2 separate regions of the Mus musculus genome follow, and region 2 is linked to region 1. The links are chromatin contacts, found by Hi-C in ENCODE. All regions are on one chromosome and are shown on one strand. The core of a region is the stretch at or near the end of the contact, and the rest is flanking DNA. Distances in the headings are between cores, read along the strand shown. Region 1 holds the start of A630019I02Rik (RIKEN cDNA A630019I02 gene). Region 2 holds the start of Cmya5 (cardiomyopathy associated 5).

Evidence for each region. Hi-C counts contacts between places; a loop is a spot of excess contacts on that map.
Region 2: a loop to region 1 is called in a map of heart, with 5 times the contacts of the local background. The contact joins the promoter of Cmya5 here to the promoter of A630019I02Rik in region 1. A Hi-C loop is called at or near these places in 6 of 37 maps with a recorded cell type or tissue (T-helper 1 cell, T-helper 17 cell, T-helper 2 cell and 1 more).

The regions. Positions count from the first base shown.
Region 1 is chr13:93,093,116-93,097,391 of GRCm38, forward strand. It overlaps A630019I02Rik (RIKEN cDNA A630019I02 gene), which reads left to right and starts at 1,718. Exons shown (of 4, transcript NR_046182.1): 1 at 1,718-2,048; 2 at 2,599-2,624; 3 at 2,740-2,936; 4 at 3,418-4,276. Cmya5 (cardiomyopathy associated 5) reads right to left here. Exons shown (of 13, transcript NM_023821.3): 2 at 1-4,276.
Region 2 is chr13:93,141,799-93,146,153 of GRCm38, forward strand. Cmya5 (cardiomyopathy associated 5) reads right to left here and starts at 2,926. Exons shown (of 13, transcript NM_023821.3): 1 at 2,560-2,926. The coding sequence starts at 2,708. It overlaps Tent2 (terminal nucleotidyltransferase 2), which reads right to left. Exons shown (of 15, transcript NM_133905.3): 15 at 4,057-4,355.

The sequences.
Region 1 (4,276 bases), core at 468-2,967:
TTGGTTTCTGGTTTCAGATGTGTGATCTGTATCCAGTGGAGCAGCCCCAAGTTTCTCTGACATCAGATCAGTGCTCTCAGAGGACTCCAGCTGCCCAGTTCCTGGTTTTCTATCTTCATGCTGATTGACTAAGCCATCTGGCTTTTCCAGCATCCAGGTGTTGTCCTTTGGAGAAATGAGACTCTCTTTCACTTTTGATCCTGTAACACTGGCACGCTCAGTTGTCACAAATGGCTTGGGTTGCTCCAAATTCTCCTTCTTCTCTGCCAATTGTTTAACACCCAGCTCTGGCTTATCTGCAGAAGAGCTGCTCTCATCAGGCACCTCAACAGCTTGGCCCTCATGAAGGGTCCGTTTAGGCTCTTTTTGCTCAATGGGGAGGTCAAAAGAAGCAGTCTCTAATGGAGCTGAGGCAGGCACAGGAAGCTTCCTGTTTTCTTCTTGTTCTTTTCCTCTTCTCTGAAGCTCAGCGGGGCCCTTTTCTAAGATAGAAGGCCCTGGTTCCGTTCCGATGGGTTTTACTGGTTCTATACCTAAGGATCTATCTCTATCTCTACTATCAATGAGTTCTGACCCAGCAGTTGGTACTTCTGATAACTGTTTGTGCTTCTCAGGCTCTGGGGGGAGCTTTATAAGCTCTTGCTCTCCTGACAGGAAACTCCCCGGCACTGGAGAAGATGTCTCCTCTGCTTGCCTGTTCATCTCATGTCTGAGGGCCAGTAATGTTGGAGCTAAATCATCTGAAACTACATTTTCAGAATCAGGAGACCTTGTTATCTCCTCGTGTTTGTCATTTGGCACCGTGGGTTTGGATGTGGGTGACACTTGCAATGGAGGTGGCTCGTTGTCTTCTCTCTCTACCTCAACCCCTGAGTTGACAGGAAGTTTGGGTTCAGGCCTTAACACCTCTGAGGTAGACATGCTGGGCAAAGGCAAACCACTGCCTAACTCGCTCTTCCCTACTCCCTTTAAGCCTGGGTGTTCCACAGGGCTGGCAAGAGATGGATCTGTCAGGACTTCATCCCTGCCTAATTTAGTTGAATTTGAATCAAGCTTAGTTACTGGCACTGTGGTGGCAGAAGAGCTGGCTTCTGTGTCTTTCCCCATCTCTTCCATCAATGCTGGAAGTGCAGGTGGTGCAGGTGGACTGTGTTCTGCTCCCCTCTCTCTCCCCGATGAAGCCGCAGGAAGTTCCCTGGTTATTTTGGACTCCTGTTTCACTTCCGTTTTCACTGCAGATAAAACCTTAGGTCCAGAAATAGATGTTTCCTCTGGAGGTGAGTGTGGTTTTGCCACTTCAGGCTCATTCTTTGACAACATTCTCTGTTCTAGTTCAGAAGTCACAGTTGGAGCTAAATTGAGTTTGACATCCGCCTTTGGCTCATCTCCCAAGTCAGACAAAACTGAATATTTCATCCCAGACCCTGGAACATTTGGGAGCCGAGGCTCTGGTGTCTGATCCTGCGATTTGTGTGCTGTCGCTTCTTGAGAATCCAGCACAGCTTTTTCCCTTCCGACTCTGGGCAAAGCCATCTGTTCATCTGCACTTGTTAGAGTGAGAGGTGCTGTGGGCTCCTGCTCTGGCTTAAGCACACAGGTTGACTCGGGTGAAACTGAGGGCTGAGAGGTGGGCAAAACGGATGTGGTTTCTTCCTTTACCACTGATGAGAGTGCAGAAGAGGAAGCTGCTATTGTAACTGCTGGCAGACTACTCTTTGCATCTCTCTTCTCCCATCCACTGGTTGGTGGTGGTACCAAATCTTCAGCCTCAGGCTCCAAAGATGCCTGAGTTTTCTCCTGCTGTGCCAGGATGAGATATTCAGACACAGAGGTTGAAATTGTTGGAACATCTGACATAGTTTCTGCTTGGCCGGTCTTATCTGCCGAAGGTAGCAGGCTCAGATCTTCGAACACAGGCCTACAAGGGGAAGACTCCTCCCGCTCCTGCGATGGCTCAGAATGCTCAGGCACAGGCGTGACCACTGAGGACCCCGCCTCTTCTTCATCTGCCTCTGAGAAGTAGGGATAGTCTGGAGCAGACCTCCTAGGTAGTAATTCGTCTGGCTCGACCTTGTTTTGCTCTGTTTCTGCGATTCGGTATGGTGGGATTGACACCTGTGATGCTGAATCCGGAGAAAAGAGGTCAGCCTCTTCCGTGTCCTCATCAGACAGAACAGTCTGCTCAGAGGGGGACGTTAAGCACAGTGGAGAATCCCGCCCCAGCTCTCTCTTCTCTAGTTCCTGAGTCGGATAGGGTGAGAATGAGAATTCTGACGCAAATGCAGAATCAGGGGAAAGGGGCCCAATATTGTCCTCTTCCTGCCCTTGCTCTGATAGACCTGTGGGTGAGGAGGCACCCTTTAGAAGCAGAGGAGATGTGTGGCCAAGCTCTGGTGTGGAAGAGAATGAGCCCCGCTGCTGGTCTCTGCTCCCTTCTTCTGATTGGACCACTTGTTCGGATGAGATGGCCCAGGGAGGTGGGGCATGGCTTTCAGAAAGCAGCTCAGTGGTTTGTGGGGGGAGAGCGCATTCCACTGCAGAGACCTCATTGGATGAAGATAGCCCAACTCCAATGGCTTCCTTTTCTTCTTCTAACAGGGTTGCAGGATCAGAAAGGCCTCTTGGTTTGAATTGGGGCATGTCATCTATTGTTTTTTGGGGGGATTCCCGTGTTGCATTTTGTGAAACCGAGGGTTTAAATGGCAGCTTTGAATCTGATGCGAAACTTCCACTTCCTAGACTCTCATCTTCCGATAGAACTGCCTGGCTCAGTGCTGCTGGGGGAAGTAGCCCAATATCTTCTTTCTCATCTTCTGCCTGAATGATGGGCTCAGAAACACGTTGGGACTTTAATGGGAGCTTGTGGTCACCTGTTTTCAACAGCAACTCTTGCGCATGTGCTGGAACAGAATACTCAGCCGCAGATTCAGATTCTGGTGAGTGACACACGCTCTCTGAGGCCTCATCTCCAGACAGGACTGGTGAAACTGTTGAAAAGAGTGGGGACTGGATGGCAGATGTCTTCTCAGTGGTGGATGGAGAAAGAGACTGCTCAGATACAGAGGTCATAGCTGGGGAATAAGACTCACGTTCCTCGTCGTCCTCTGAAAAGACTGCAGGTTCATTGCTAGATTTCACATCAGATACAGAAACTGCCTCTACTTCCAGCTTCTCTGGTGTATGGTTCAAATCCTGTAGGACTGAATACTCAGATACAAAAGCAGAATCGGTAGAAACAGACTCGTTTTCTTCTCTTTCTTCCTCGGACAAAGTGATACGTTCAGGTGTGAATGTCATCTGTGTTGGTAGAATGGGCTCTTTTCTGTGCTCTACTTCAGGGGACAAAGGCGATGGGGAAGTCTCCTTAGAAGCTAAAGGACTTTCCGGGTAATCAAGTTCTATGATCTCTTCTTCTAGACTAGAATCTTCGGGTTCAGTGGTATCCGTGATTGGCGTAGAAGTTTCCACTCCCCTCTCTAGTTGTGCCTTTCTAAGAACCATGGGTTCAGGCGCATGCTCCTCCTCTCTGTGGACTATGGACTCAGGCTCAGGCACATGCTCCTCCTCTCTGTGAACTATGGGCTCAGGTGCATGCCCCTCATCTCTGTGGACTATGGGCTCAGGCACATGCTCCTCCTCTCTGTGGACTATGGGCTCCGGTGCATGCCCCTCATCTCTGTGGACTATGGGCTCAGGCGCATGCTCCTCCCCTCTGTGGACTATGGACTCAAGCTCAGGCACATGCTCCTCCTCTCTGTGGACTATGGGCACAGGCCCAGGCGCATGCTCCTCCTCTCTGTGGACTATGGACTCAGGCTCAGGCGCATGCTCCTCCTCTCTTTGAACTATGGACTCAGGCGCATGCTCCTCCTCTCTGTGGACTATGGATTCAGGCGCATGCTCCTCCTCTCTGTGGACTATGGGCTCAGGCGCATGCTCCTCCTCTCTGTGGACTATGGGCTCAGGCGCATGCTCCTCCTCTCTGTGGACTATGGGCTCAGGCGCATGCTCCTCCTCTCTGTGGACTATGGGCTCAGATGAGGTCACGTATTCAGACGCTTGTTCTGTTTTTTCTGTTGAAATCGGCTCTAGCCCTTCCATGTCTGGCTCAAACTTTTCTTGGATGGCTGGCGCTGGTCTTGGTGGTCCTGTCTCTAAAGACTCCTTCTCTGCCTCCCATGGCATGGAATGGTTGACAGAAACCAAGCCTTCCTGTTGCACATCATCGGCTGAGCCTGTCAAGACTGAAGCATCATCCTCTGAACTTTCCTTTCCT
Region 2 (4,355 bases), core at 1,676-4,175, 50 kb after region 1:
CATAACTGTGATTTTGCTGGTTATGAATCATAATATGAATATTTGTGTTTTCTGATAGTCTTAGGTGCCCTGTGAACGGGTCGTTTGACCCACAAGTTGAGAAATGCTGCCCCAGAATAAGGAAAGACTTCTCTTTAAAGCAAAGAATGGTGAAAGCCTCCTAACTTGCTGTGTACACATGCTGGCTCACACTGCATCTTATACGTTCTTGCTTTTTTTATCCTCAGTGAATGGTATGAGGCTCCAGTTATTTCCTCCAGAACAGGACAATGGTCTCATCATTCTGCTGGAGGGTTTAACATGAGATAATGCAGGTAAATGCTTGGTACTGTGCCTGGCACAACAAGGCTCTCTTCTGTGCCAGAGTCCAAGGAAGGCTGACCCGTGACTCTCACCTTTTATGTATGCATTAGAACCTGTTCCAAATTCTTACTCCCCTTCGCAGAGGAACATGGAACTTTGGGCTGTGTTTATAATCTCACACACAATGAAGTGGTTTGATTCCTGATCGCACTGAGGAGTGAGAGCTACATCTAATTAGAGCTACCACTGCCTTCCTAGCACCCCACCATGGTCCATGCTGTCTTTGTGCTGCCTCTTCATAGACTCTCTTCTGACATCCAACTTTGCTATCTGCCTGTTGTCAGTGCCCTCAAGTCCTATTGAGTCACTCACCCTCTAGCTCAAACAGGTCTCCATCACCTCCTACCATTTCCCCTCAGCTTATTCTGACACGTTTCCTTGCCGTGGTTACTTTTCTGCCTATGGTCAGAACAGGCTGAGATTACCACAGATAAATCCTCACTAGAAGGTCTTAGCTTTTGTTTGGCAAGGGACAACTCAGAAGTGGTGCTTGAAACTGTCAGGTGACCCAGTTGTAGTGTAGATGAGCTCGTTATTCTGGGAAATAGTGGCTGAGCAGGGATATGGGTGTCCCACATGTCACTGTGAGAACCTCTTCTCTGCATGCCTGGGTTGCTGGTCCTCCTCCTCCTCCCTCTCCCATTTCCCATGGGCACCTTCCCCTCTGCCCTTCCTTCGTGCATCTCCTGCCCATCCTCTGATATCCAGTCTGGAGCCAGTGCTCGCTGATTCTAGACCTTCTGCCCTCATTCTGACCTTCCACAGTACAGTGTTTATATAGCATAAAGTCCTCCTCAGCATATAGTCATAATACTCATAATTTCTATCGTTTCCTGCAAAGTTTTTGAGGGTAGAGTGTGTTTCCTTCTTGGTAGTTGCTTCAAGATTTCCAGCTGATGGTTTTCTGCAATTGGCGGTACCCTATACATGTACACGGGACTACATGTATACGCATGTGGAGACCAATCCCTCATGTACAGTTTACCTTAAAAAGAAAAAGCCATCACCACCAGCCTGGAACTCACTGACAGCACAGTGAGCCTCAGGGATTCTGTCTCCATCTCCCTAACAGAGATAACAAGCACAAGCCACAGTGCTGGGCTTTCCGCCAGTACTGCAGGTATTGACCATAGGAACTGGGGATTAAGCTCCAGTCCTTGAGCTCACAAGGCAAGCACCTTACCAGCGGAGCCATCTCCCCAGCCTTCAATGCCACTCTTGGGCTACTCCAACTTGAACAATTCTGGTCTTGGTTGGGCATTCTGAAATGATAAACCATCACTTGCCACCCCCAAAGCCTTTTGATAGGACCACCCAGGAAGAGATACCATTGATGACATGCTTACGATTAAACAAAACATCCATACTACTATTGTCATTTTAGGGCTGGATGAAAAGGGACAAAGTAGAGACAAAGTAGAAAGCCTTAATGCGTGCACACACACACACACACACACACACACACACACACGTATGTATGTATATAGTATTACTTAATCTCATTCGCCTTATTGATAGATATTTAGGACCAGAACGACTTTTAGGACAGACGTTGCTAAAACATCACCCAGGAGAGCCCAGCTGGCCTGGAAATCAGTCTTCCTGCTTCTGCCTTTCTATTATTGGAATCACAAGGGCAGGCCAGCCACACCTGGCCTTCATGATTCTTCCCTCTAAGGAGTGTATGGGATGTTTGCACCAAAATAGCTTCCATACAGCAAACTAGCCCAGCGCTAGAACTCTAGGAGGCTGCCATACCTTTGAAGGTAATGGACAGAGCCTTCTGACTCCAGACCCTTCCCCAAGCTCAGGCAGGCAAGATTGATCCAGGGCGGGGAGCCAGAGGCAAGTATTCCAGCACAGTTTTGCGGTTAGGCAGAACCCCAAGTAAGTCTCCAAGAATAAACGAGCAAGTCACAAGGAGCTGGGAGGCGGGGGTGGGGGAGGGGGTGGGGGCCGACTGTGAACTTTGCTGCAGGCGGACCTGTCACTCCTGCTGACAGCAAGCACCTTGCACCTTCAAGTTTTTAAAGAAGGCGGCGCGTCCCAGACAGTGTGCTTGGCTCCGGGGAAATGAACTTCTGAGGTTGGAAAGGGAAAGGAAAAGGTTGGGGGGGGGGGGGTGGCCACTGGCCCGGCGGGACACCTGTGGAGTGGACAGCTTTGTTAGGTCCGGGCGGTTCCCGCTCAGGCTACCTGGCGTCGGGCTCCTCCTCCGACTCGGCCGCCGTCTCCTCCCCCTCGCCCTCCGACTCCTCCTCCGTCTCCAGCTCCTGGGCCACCTCCTCGTCTGCACCCCATCCTAGGAAGCCCTGGGCTGCGAGTCCGCTGTCGCCGCTCTCCATCGCGCCTGTCCTGGCCGGAGTCGGAGCTGCCCACGCCTCGCCCGGTGTTCTCCGTCTGACTGCACTTTGCCAGGGCCCGCGGGGCTGCTTGGGTTCCCGGCGCGCGGGGCGGGGTCGCCCCAAGCCTTTAAATAGAAGGCGTCAAGAAAGTTTCGCCACGGAGCTTCTGCGGCCCTGGCTCAGCTTCCTCTGGTTCCAGTCCCTGCCAACTTCCCCGCCCGTTTTGGCAGATCTTCAGCGGCCTTTGTGGCCAGGGCAGAAAGCAGTGTTGAGCGTCAAAAGGACCCACCAGCCCAGCCTTCCATCTAGTGGCCTGGTGGTTCTTACACTTCTAGCTGAGCTGCGGGTGCTTCGTGCCAAATGAGGCAGCATCCAGAGAAGATAACGTTATGGTTTGTAGCTAGCTTAAGGCCCCACTGCTCTTACTGTGACAATGGAAACAAACTAGCGCCCTAGGGGACTAAGATCTCATTGGATCAAGTAAAGCCAGTGCTTAACCTGTCAACCACTGCTCTAGGACGAAAGCCCAAGATCCTCATAGAGATCAAATCCTGACTAATCCACTTTTAGAAATCAGGTATTTACACAGTATCAAGTGAATTCTTTCTGCCTGAGAGGCCCACCTGTTCACTTATTCAAGATCACCACCTTTCTCTGAAATCTCCATGTTTGAACTCCTGCTCCTCTCCAGGAACTCAAAGCAGTCTTTTGAATATGATTGTTTCTGTTTGTAAGATAATGTTTCTGAAAAGGCCTAGACCTGTTTAGTACAACGGTTAGAAAGACGGCTAGATCTCCAAACCTTTATTTTAATCATCGCAGATTCTTACAATTGTTAAATGAGATGGAAACTAAGGGTATTATTCTCCAGTTACATCAGCTTGTGTGCTGTACATCGGGTCTGAGGACAGAGAGGTATAGATAGGCATCCTCTTTTACCACTGATTTTGCCAAGACCCTATTTCAAACTAACTCAAAATTTAGAATTATTTAGAGTCCACACGTCTAATACTAACAATATTTTAACAGCACATCCAAACAAAAAATGTAGTATTCACTTGAAATTGAAAAGATTTTAAGTCTCCAGCTGGGGAAATGCTCAATGGGTGGAGCACTTGCGTAGCAGACACCGGCTGTGTTTAATCCCTAGCACTGAAAAGAAATTGTAAAAAACCAAACACCTTTAGCTGATACAGCTGGACTGCCCTGAGTATATGATCTTAAGTGCTGGCTCATGGATTCCAGTATGCAGATTTCTTAAGCCTTTTGTCTATTTGTTACAACAAATAGTCTGACTAGGAGAGTGGAACCACTGAAAACAACATGGTGGCAATGCAAGAGTCCACACTACGGCAAAGTCTGAGGCTTTATTAAATGCCATAGTGCTGCAGAGTAGAACACCCGTCCCCAAGGGACTATGATTGACAAACATTACCTGAGGTCACACTGAACTGTTATACTCAATACACTCTGAGAAAGCGCTGCACAATGTGGGATAAATCTTAGAAATGTTTCCAAGAAAAAAAATCATATGTAAATTTTTTTAAACTGCATCAAAAGTACTACAGATCAGTATTCTAAAAAACTGACCCATAGAGAAAGCTCTAATCCTAATTATAACACAGAAGTAATGTGGTTCACAGGCTC